2 separate regions of the Homo sapiens genome follow, and region 1 is linked to region 2. A link is a loop called in an ENCODE intact Hi-C map of the cell type or tissue named here. Cell type or tissue: GM12878. All regions are shown on one strand. Links, peaks and the distances in the headings refer to the core of each region. The heading gives the core; the rest is flanking DNA.

Region 1 (5,380 bases), core at 271-5,270, 120 kb after region 2:
TCCCAGCACTTTGGGAGGTCGAGGTGGGAGGATCACTTGAGCCCAGGAATTAGAGACCACCCTGGGCAACACAGGGAGACCCTGTCTCTACTACATTAAAAAAAAAGAAAAAACAAAAACAACAACAAAAATTAGGCTGGGTGTGGTGGCTCACGCCTGTAATCCCAGCACTTTGGGAGTCCAAGGTGGGCAGATGTCCTGAGGTCGGGAGTCCCAGACCAGCCTGATCAACATGGATAAACCTCGTCTCTACTAAAAATGCAAAATGAGCCAGGCGTGGTGGCGCATGCCTGTAATCCCAGCTACTTGGGAGGCTGAGGCAGGAGAATCGCTTGAACCCGGGAGGCGGAGGTTGCAGTGAGCCGAGATCACACCATTGCACTCTGGCCTGGGCAACAAGAGCTCTGTCTCAAAAAAAAAAAAAAAAAAAAAAAAAAAAGAAATGTACTTCTTGGATTCCACTCCAGACCCAGAGAATCAGAAACTGCAGGATAAGGCCCAGCTCTCTCCTGGTGATTCTGATGTTCACCCAGGTGGGAGAACCACTGCTCCAGACCCTGTATTTCAATGAGTGAACGGCACTATACAAAAAGCATAGAAACGTCTTCATTCTCAACCTAGCTTCATGTCCTTCTCTGGAAAATGGAATGATACCACCTTACCAGCTGGATTGTAACTGTCTGTTGGTCAGATACAGTATTTTGATGATTTCAGTCAATAACTCTGCAAGCCTTGGTGTTACTACTGGTGTCTTTTTCTGTCTGCTTTCCCCCACCCCCGTCCCCACATTTTATTTGCTTTCTCAAAAGCATCTGCACACAGATACATGGGTGGACATCCTCAGAGGCAGGGTGACTCAGCCGAACAGAACCCTGCAACATGCACTGGCAAAAGTGCCCCACCCAGCGTCGAACACCCGACCTTGTCATTTACCCACGGGTGCTAGCACAATCAGTGTGCTACGATTGAGGGGCGGCTCTTCCCCCTGCCAACTAAACCCTGGGGAAAATGAACACTCAAACTCCGTTGTTGGTATACACTGCCATTAGCCAAAGGAACAAATGATCAAATGGAAAAAACAGACATTTTGTTGTTTGACATTTAGGTAAAATCAACTATTTTGGTGCCACTCCCTAGGCACAGCCCAGCCTTCTTCCTTATTCAATTACTTTGTAATATTTATGTTTAATCTAATAAACAGGTCGAGTGCGGTGGCCCACACCTGTAATCCCAGCTCTTTGGGAGGCCAAGGCCAGCAGATCACTTGAGGTTAGGTGTTTGAGACCAGCCTGGCCAACATGGTGAAACCCCGTCTCTACTACAGACACAAAAATTAGCCGGGTGTGGTGCAGGCGCCTGTAATCTCAGCTACTCAGGAAGCTGAGGCAGGAGAATCACTCGAACCCGGGAGGCGGAGGTTGTGATGAGCCAAGATGGCACCACTGCACTTCAGCCTGGGCGACAGAACGAGACTCTGTCTCAAAAAAAAAAAAAAAAAAAAAAAAAAATTGAGCAAACACACTGTTCCAGGCATTGTTCTAAGCACTTTAAAACCATTAACTTATTTAATCCTCACAATATTATTATCCCCCTTTTGCAGTTAAGAAAACTGAGGCATGAAGAACTTGCCACACAGTTTGTGAAGTATGTGGTGGCTCCGTGGACACTGTATATAAACTTGGGAGGAATTTCATAGAGACAGGACCCAGCACTCATTGGACTCCTCCGACTCTCCTTGAGTCCTTGAGATGCTGACTCTGTGCCTCAGCCAGCTCAGAAATGAGACTCAGGCAGTCTCTCCTCCCACCACCTTCCATGGAGTGCTCCCTGGGCTGGATGCTAGTGAGCTGAGCCTCTCTGAACTTTCCCACTGCACCTGTCCCTCACCGCTGTCCTTTGCTGGCCACCCACCACTACCTCTTTCCGATGGCCATCTCTGAGTTTCCTATAGCAAAAGGTGGGGATGATTCTTCTCAAAGGCCACCAGGAGGACATCCTTCCTCAAAGTTAGGTTTATGAGCTTGTGCAGACAGAGAGAATGCCCACTGACAGAGGCATAGGAGGTTCTCAGTCCGAGGGAGCTGGGGGAGCTCATTACAGGGTTTCTGCTTGCGCTGGGTAATTCTAAGGAAGGTGGGGTTGCAGATCTAGCAAATAAAATATACAGGACACCAGTGAAACTTGAATTCCAGATATGGCATAAGTATATCCTATGCAATATTTAGCACATACTTATACTAAAAAACATTATTCATTATTTATCAAAAATTTAAATTTGGCCGGGCACGGTGGCTCACGCCTGTAATCCCAGCACTTTGGGAGGCCTAGGTGGGTGGATCACAATGTCAGGAGATTGAGACCATCCTGGCTAACGCGGTGAAACCCCGTCTCTACTAACAACACAACAAATTAGCCGGGCATGGTGGCGGGCCCCTGTAGTCCCAGCTACTCGGGAGGCTGAGGCAGGAGAATGGCATGAACTCAGGAGGCGGAGCGTGCCGTGAGCCGAGATTGTGCCACTGTACTCCAGCCTGGGCAACAGAGCGAGACTCTGTCTCAAAAAAATAAAATAAATAAAAATAAAATAAAATTTAAATTTAACTTAGCATCCTGTATTTTCTTGAGTAACTCTACAGGAGGGCTAAGATGTTGTCAGGAAGTGAGGGTAATTTGTTGCTAGGGGTAGCTTGATGGTCTTTATCTGGAAGGGGAGGAAATAAAGGGAGCTTGAGGGATCATCGGTGGAGGAGCAGCCAGCGCTCGTGTGTGTCGAAAGAGGGGGCCATTTCGTCGTTTTTGTGGTTTCAGCATCCTGGTTTCTGTTCTGTCATTTCAGACCTGTTCCCTAGTGGCCTTGAATAGTTGGTGTTTACATTGTGTCTGTGTTGTTTATGTTCTGTTGGGAGCGTGCCAGGGGTGTTTCTTCCTTTCTCATTCTACTTCCAGATTCTAGGCTTGTTTCAGGGTCTCAAAGACACAGGTCACTTGGGGTTCTGTTCCGGGACAGCTGGTTCCACCTTGACCACTGGTTCTCTGGAAATATTTTTGGTTGCCACCACTGGGATGGGGATGCTACTGGTCTCTAGTAGGCAGACGCCAGAGATGCTGCCAAACTTCCTCCAATGACCAGGACAGCCCCCACGACAAAGAATTATCTAGCCCCAAATTCTAACAATGCTGATGTTGAGAAATCCTGGTCTGCACTGTAAATTAGGAAATAAAATTTGTGTTTCTTGAGGTTTCTCCAACTATCTCTGAATCAGGCTTTCCAGAAGTAAAGGAAATGAAAGCAAGAAGACTGTGATCATGTATTTAGCACCCAGTGTCCTGCATGCTCCTTGAGGACAGAGAGAGTGTCTTACTGAATTTGTATTACCTGGGCTGAGCTCAGTACCTGGCCGGTAATTGCAGGTGTTCAATAAATATGCTGGATGGGCCGGGCGCCATGGCTCATGCCTGTAATCCCAGCACTTTGGGAGGCCGAGGCGGGTAGATCACTTGAGGTCAGGAGTTCAAGACCAGCCTGGTCTCTACTAAAAACACAAAAATTAGCCAGGTGTGGTGGCGCACGTCTGTAATCCCAGCCACTCGGGAGGCTGAGGCAGGAGAATTGCTTGAACCCAGCAGGTAGAGGTTGCAGTGAGCTGAGATCATGCCATTGCACTCCAGCCTGGGTGACAGAATGAGACTTCGTCTCAAAAAAAAAATATATATATATATATATATAAAATATATATATATATTTGCTGGATGAATAAAAAAATGTGTAGCACACATCTGTATGCGCTGCCTATATATGGTTCATTTATTCAGCCAGTATTGATTCCACACCTACAATGGTGAGGCCAGCCCTGGGCACCGGGTATGCGGTGCTGGGGGAAGCAAATCAGAATTGGAGAAACTTGAACTTGAAGGATGGGGATGAGGGGCAGGGCTACTCACATTGGGGTAGGGAAAGTCTTCCTGAAAAGGTGACTTTAAGCTGAACTGTGCAGGAGAGAAAGAGACGAAAGGAAGAGCATTCCCGGATAAGGAAGCCACATGTTTAAAGGCCTGGAGTGACATCTGAGGCTCTGAGGGAGAAAAAGGGTGGCAAGTATAATGAATGGCAGGCCGGAAGGGCAGGAGGGGCAGGATGCCAGTCATGCCAGCCAGGTGAACACTGGGATTCCATTCTTAGTGCTATCGGAAGCGGTGATGGGTATGAGGAGGGGAGTGCCACCTATGTGCCACCCTCATAAAGCTCACCCGGCATTAGCACTGTGTCTCCATCCATCAACCAAGAAAACCAAAGTGCAATTAAAATCTTCCCTGGAGTCACTCAAAGGAGGCCAGAGCCAGCCTCCCCATCAGCACAACTTGAAATCTTGACATTGAGTTGCTGTTCTTTCTCTACACTTGCTTCTTCAGGTGCCAAGCAGCTCTCTCAAATTGAGGTAGCCCTGCCCTTCCTCCCCATCCTTCAAGTTCAAGCTTCTCCAGTTCTGATTTGCTTCCTCTATCTCTCCCAAGCTCTTCCAGCCTGGTGGTCCTCTCTGGTTTACTCTGTCCCGTTCCCACTTTCTGGTCTTTATTGTACAGGTCCCCTTGACCTGGCTGGGGTCTTTAGTATCATGGTTTTCTTCTCTGCCCCGATTCAGAATCTGCTCAGCAAAAGCTGAGCCAGAACAGACTCAAAACTCACACCTTCCCCACTTGGAAGGTAAGACAGGGAGGAGGATTGCAGACTCCTGTCATGTGCATTTTTCAGGATTGTCTCATACTCTTTGAAATAACTCGTCTACCTGACATATGTGGAGTGGACAAGAGAGGGGCAGGAGAGGGAGTGAGAGAACCTCTGAGGACAAAGCAAACGATGACACTCAGGCCACATCCAGCTGGCATCTGTGCTTGAAAGTCAAGTTCTGGCTGGGCGAAGTGGCTCATACCTGTAATCCTAACTCTGTGGGAGGCTGAGATGGGAGGATGGCTTGAGGCCAGGAGTTCGAGACCAGCCTGGTCAACACAGTGAGACCCCATCTCTATTTATAAAGATAAATAAACTAAGAAAGTCAAGTTCTATTGGAGCTGGGCATGGTAGCGTGTGCCTGTAGTCCCAGGTGCTCCTGGAGGCTGAGGCAAGAGGATCACTTGAGCCCAGGAGTTCAAGGCTGCAGCCACTGCACTCCAGCCTGGACAACAGAGCAAAACTCCATCTCTAACAAAAAACAAATAAACAAACAACAAGTTCTATTGGAACCCAGCCATTCACTCACGTATTGTCTGTAACTGCTTCTGTACCATTAACTGCAGAGTTTGGTTGCTACAGGGACTGTATTGCCCCTATATAATAATTCCTAAAATATTCATTCTCTGGCCCTCTGTAGAGAAAGTTTGCTGA
Region 2 (5,380 bases), core at 70-5,069:
CTAGTCTGGCCTCTTCTAAAGCATCACTCAAGTTGATCTGTCCCTTGTCTTAATTATTAAGGTATTTCCTACCTGGTACAGAGATGTATTGACTTCATGGCCATTCAACAGGTGTTTGACGGTTTGACTGCATCCCCTGCCTACCTGTATGCTGGCTGTCCAGCTCAGGCCTGCAACAGGAGGAGCCTAGAATGCCTAGCAGCTTTGGACAGTGAGTGTCTGAAGACAAGCTTAAACCATTTCCATCTCTCTTAATATGTGACCCCACCCAGGAATTCAAAGCAGCGGCCGCCTATGGTCAGTGGTGGGTTCTCTTGAGTGCCCCACGTTGGTGGTGGGTGGGAGTCTATAAATCCCAGCTCTCGCTCATCCTGGTGGTAGTGTGTTGCTGTATCAGATCATAACACAACAAATATTTGTTATATTAGAGTTGTAACTGGAAAAACTTTCTGTGTTTAACAGGGTTTATATTCATACGGTTTTCTCAAACTAAATTCCTGCTCATTTATTAATCCCACAAACATCAGCAGAGAAGTTACTGTGTGCACAGGCCTTTGTCATGGACTGTAGATGGCCTTCCCCATCACTGCCCCTTTGAGTCTCAGCCATGCCACACCAGGGTTCTCTGCAAACTCTCATCAGGGCCTTCTCCTGAGCTTCCCTAGACCCCCAGGTTTTTGGGCGTCCCCTCTCATTCCTGCCCTGTTTGGATGGGGACCCAGCTGGGGCTGTCTCTGACCTGGGTGATTCCTGTCCAGGCAAAGGCTCTGGGTGGCTGGAGGTGAGGCCCTGAGCTGGGGAGCTGTCTGGATCTGAATTCCTCCCGAAGCCGGCTCTGAACAAGGATTTGATTAGAATGCAAGTAGTTGATGGGGAAGGCGGTCCCAGGAAACCCCTAGGAAAGTGGGGAGGTGAGGCAAGGGAGGGAGGCAACAATATGGAGTGTATTATCAATAATTTACCCCATGGACAGCTAGAGCTTACCCCTGCCGGGAAGCTGACTATCCCACGAGGGGTGGAGGTGTGGGAGGTGCAGGGCAGGTGTTCACACTCGCTCTCATCAGTTGTAGATTGAGGGCTACTGGGGTCTGGGAACTGATTCCCAGCATTTCAGGCCTCTCCCTGGGAAAAGCTCATTCCAAGAGCCAGAGGAACCCTCAGGCAAGGAGACGGGGATGCTGGCTGTGTGGAGTCCAGCAGGCTGTCGTGGAAGAGGGGACACGAGCAGCACCTGCAGTGTCTACTCCAGGGCCGAGGCCAGGTTAGCACAGTGAGACACTGACGGACACAGTGTGTCAGAGCAGGGCTGGCACGTGGCACCGGATGGCGCTGCTTGAAATTGGCCAATTGCCTGCTACCCCAAGGCAACTGGAAAATCACATGCGGCTTTGCCAGCAACTCCTGCAACCTGTAGTTTTATTCAGGACAGCAGATGCTATCAAGGGTGCTGTGCCCTTTGCTGATGCAGTTGATGTAGGAAGTTTGCTTGTTTTGGTGATGGCTGATGATATCTAAGAATTGTAGCTTCAAGTATGCTATAGTGGTCAGAAAGGAATTTAAACAATTATGTGTGTGTGTGTGTATGTGTGTGTGTATGCATTTAGTTATTACAAAGGGTTCCTTGTTTAAAAAGCTATATATACTGTTGCACTAAGAAATGCTTGTATTGTGAAGAGCAAATAGATTTGGGTAAATGGATGTTTTAGCACAGTAAATGGCATTATTATTTAAACACATAGGGAACTCTGAATTTCAGTAGAATAATGGTGGTTGCCTGCATCCAAATCTCTTACCATAACTTAAAAAAATTTACCCAAATCAACAAATAGAGCAAATAAAACCATTGTTTACACAAGCCCTCAGGATTACTAAGAGACAAAATTCTACAGACTTCAAATTTCCTGTAAGTAGTGAGAGAAGTATCCAGGTCCAGCCAGGCAGGCTCCGGAGCCCGCCCCTGTCTAGAGCATTGGGCGGGGACCACAGAGGACAAGTGGAGAAGGGCAGGAGTGTGCATAGCCCGGGGTGATGCAGCCCAGATCACATTACCCCTGGAAGGACAGGCCCCATCCTGAGTGGGAATACCAGACAGTGTGAGACTGGAGGCTACAGCCGTAGGAAAGGCGAGGTTACTGGGAGAGAGGAGGGAAACTAGGAAGGGCACTGCCCCTTGGAGACTTGGTGATATCCAGAAAGAAGGCAAAAAGAATAAAATAAAGGGTCCTTCAGAGATCAAAGAAAACCGCAAAATCAGACATGCTTCCCCTCTTCCAGAGTAAGCACAATAAAGAAATTACACTTCACTCTATCAACGGTAGAGGGCGCATCTGAATCAAGAAACCTGGCTAACCACCCACACGCTGTCCCCTGCCTACATCAACTCTCACTCACGATCCAGTAAAGAAAATAGATGACAAAAGGAGCAGAAAGTGGCAGACAACGTGCAAGCAAAGCTGCAATCAGAAGAAACGAGTTTGTGAATCTAAGCATTTCAGCTAGTCAATGTTCTCACCCCTCTACATACACACACACACACACACACACACACCAGAGCAAAAGAAAACTAATGACATTCCACCACTAATTAAATGTCCTAACATAAGAACTTTCATATGCTAAAAAACCCAACCTTTAATAAAAAAATCAGAACTAAAATGGGCAAAACCCAGGATGAAGTGAAATGAGAGTTGACTGAACTCCGGAGAGGAAATGGGGAAATTCAGTTTGCAGATGCTTTTGTGCTGCCAGGCAGGACATCCTTTCAGTGGACAGTAGATGGACAAGAACTGTTGCCTTTTCCCATCCACAGGCCTATGTTTTCTAAACCCCAGCCCAAGGCAAGCATTTCTTATCCATAAGCGTACTGGCTATTTCAGTGGGGAACATTGTGCAAGGCCAATGTTGGCTATCATTTTTACTTGCCAAGTTCTCTATTATATGAGACTAGGAAATACCCAAATACTTTCCCAGGGAAGATCAAGTTGAGTGGATTAAACTTTCCAAGGAGAGCTTCATTCTCCTTGGTAATATGTCAAACTTTCAGAGATAAACTTTTCAGAGATGTTTTCAAATTGTAATGAATGACTACCATAAATGATGCCGTATTTTATACTTTAAAAAGTAATTTTCATACATTATATTCATCATTAAAGTTGTATATATGTCAAAGTAACACATGTGATAGTTTCTTCCCTGCCTCTGTGTGACCACAAGCAGCTTAGAAATGCTTCGCCTTGGTTTATACATGTGAAAAATGAGAATGGGAATGGCTTCCCCCTCTGTGAGATTTCCAGTGCATTGCTAACTTCAGTCTGTGGGACAGATTGTATTTTTCTAAACATAGCCACAATGTCATCACCCATCCCACACCTTCTCCTAGGCACCTCCTTATCAAGAGGTAAAGTTGAATGCCTGTCTCTTGAGTCTGAGTGGGTTTGTGTCTCACTTGTACCCAATAGAATGCAGCAGAAATAATACTGCATTACTTCTGAGGATAATTTGGAAAGAAAAAGATAGTGCAATTTCCACCTTGCTGTCTGGTACATTCTTGCTGGAGTGCTGAGCTGCCATGCAAGCAGTTAGACTGTTCTGAGGCTACCATGCTATGAGGAAACCCAAACTAGCCCCGGGCAAACAGATCACATGACAAAGCCCTGAAGCTACATGAAGAAAGAGAGAGATACCGTAGCAGTCTCCAGCTGTTCCAGCCATACCTTCCCGTTCCCCACCCCCACACACTCTGCCTTTTGTTCCAGTTCCAGTTACCATCTGGCTGCAACCACATTTGAGACTCTGAGCCAGAACAACCCAGCCAAGCCCTTCCTGAATTCCAGACACTCAGAAACCATGGCAATAATAAAATGATTATTGTTTTAAGCCACTGAGTCTTGCGGTGACTAGTTATATAGCAATAGATAATGAGGATGCATGAAGCGTGAAGATGCATGAAGCCATCATTTCTAGGGAAAGTGTAGTGACTATGCCTAATACCTTTTGCGGTAGTGCTGTTTTGGATAATTTTTATAGCGGAAGTTGATAGGACAGAACATGTCTCTTTGGGGAAGAATTATATTCCTCTCTAGATTTAGCTTACATGCTAACCTTTCCAGTGGAAAAGAATTGAGTTATTTTCCAGTGATTTTCTGTTTTTGTACTTGCAAAGCTTTATGTATCTATTGCTTTTGGTGAAAGTAAATGATAGGATAGGTTACTGGAGAGCTATTTATTTTGTTTCTGGATGGGATAAAGCTAAAAGGACATAGGGACTAAAAATGTGGCTGCTGGTCTCAAGGATTTCTAATGAAACCCAACATTGGGTAGCTCTCAAGTTAATTCTATGGTGAGCAAACATATTTAACATTCTAGGCCATAATAAAGACAAATGACTGTCTGGGCACAGTGGCTCATACCTGTAATCCCAGCACTTTGGGAGGCCGAGGCAGGCAGATCACAAGGTCAGGAGTTCGAGACCAGCCTGGCCAACATGGTGACACTCCATCTCTACTAAAAAAATACAAAAATTAGCTGGGCATGGTGGCGTGCAGCTGTAATCCTAGCTACTTGGGAAGCTGAGGCAGGAGAATTGCTTGAACCCAGGAGGCAGAGGTTGCAGTGAGCTGAGATCGCACCAGTGCACTCCTGCCTGGGCGACAGAGCAAGACTCCATCTTAAAAAAAAAAAAAAAAAAAAAAAAGAGAGAGAGAGAGAGAAATGACCTCAAATGCGGGGCTAGAGGGAGAAGATTTTATTCCTGATGGCAAAAGTGTAGTGATTAATGTCATGGAGTCAGATGGTTTGAATCCTGGCTCCCTCACTTACTGGCTGTGTGACCACAGGCAAGTAAATTTATCTCTCATGCCTTTGTTGCCTCATCTGTTGTTATGAAGGTTATGGCAAGGATTGGATGAAATAATAGACATAAATGGCTTAATACAATGTCAAGCATATACTGAGTGCTCAATAAGTGGTAGCTAGTGCTATCATTATGTTATGCTTTCTGGATTTTGTATTTTAAGCTCCAGGTCCAGAGACATAGATCTAGTAAGGGGAGGATAGACAGTTCAGGTATTAAACTGCTTGACTCAAGCATGTGCTTACTGGCAACCATGTTACTACCCTATGCATTACACAAGACAATCTCAGATCTACTCCATCTATCCCAGGTGATGGTCTTTTCCAAATAGAGGAAGACTTCCTCTATCAGTAATGTAAAGTACTACACCCCTCCCTAACTTGTATTTCCAAATAAGTTATTGTGTTTTTATTGTAGAATTTAACATTTAGATTAAAAATACTTAGTGCGATCTCAGCAAACTACCATGGAAAGGTAACCACTTGAATCTGACAAAGGGTATGTGCAAGCCATGTTGAATGGTGAAAT

What was found. Hi-C counts contacts between places; a loop is a spot of excess contacts. Peaks named below come from ENCODE experiments on the same cell type or tissue, not always from the same donor. Only the 100,000 strongest peaks of a DNase experiment are listed, where the experiment ranks them.
Region 1: a loop joins it to region 2, with 3 times the contacts of the local background. A loop is called at or near these places in 5 of 110 quality-filtered maps.

The regions. Positions count from the first base shown.
Region 1 is chr20:19,900,535-19,905,914 of GRCh38, forward strand. The region is part of intron 3 of RIN2 (Ras and Rab interactor 2); the gene reads left to right. Among named protein-coding and RNA genes, the nearest start is that of NAA20, 110 kb to the right of the region's middle. In GM12878, for the core only: a CTCF peak has its summit at 2,778; a DNase peak (open chromatin) is centred at 2,828.
Region 2 is chr20:19,782,754-19,788,133 of GRCh38, forward strand. The region is part of intron 1 of RIN2 (Ras and Rab interactor 2); the gene reads left to right. Among named protein-coding and RNA genes, the nearest start is that of RIN2, 27 kb to the left of the region's middle. In GM12878, for the core only: a CTCF peak has its summit at 2,327; a DNase peak (open chromatin) is centred at 2,338.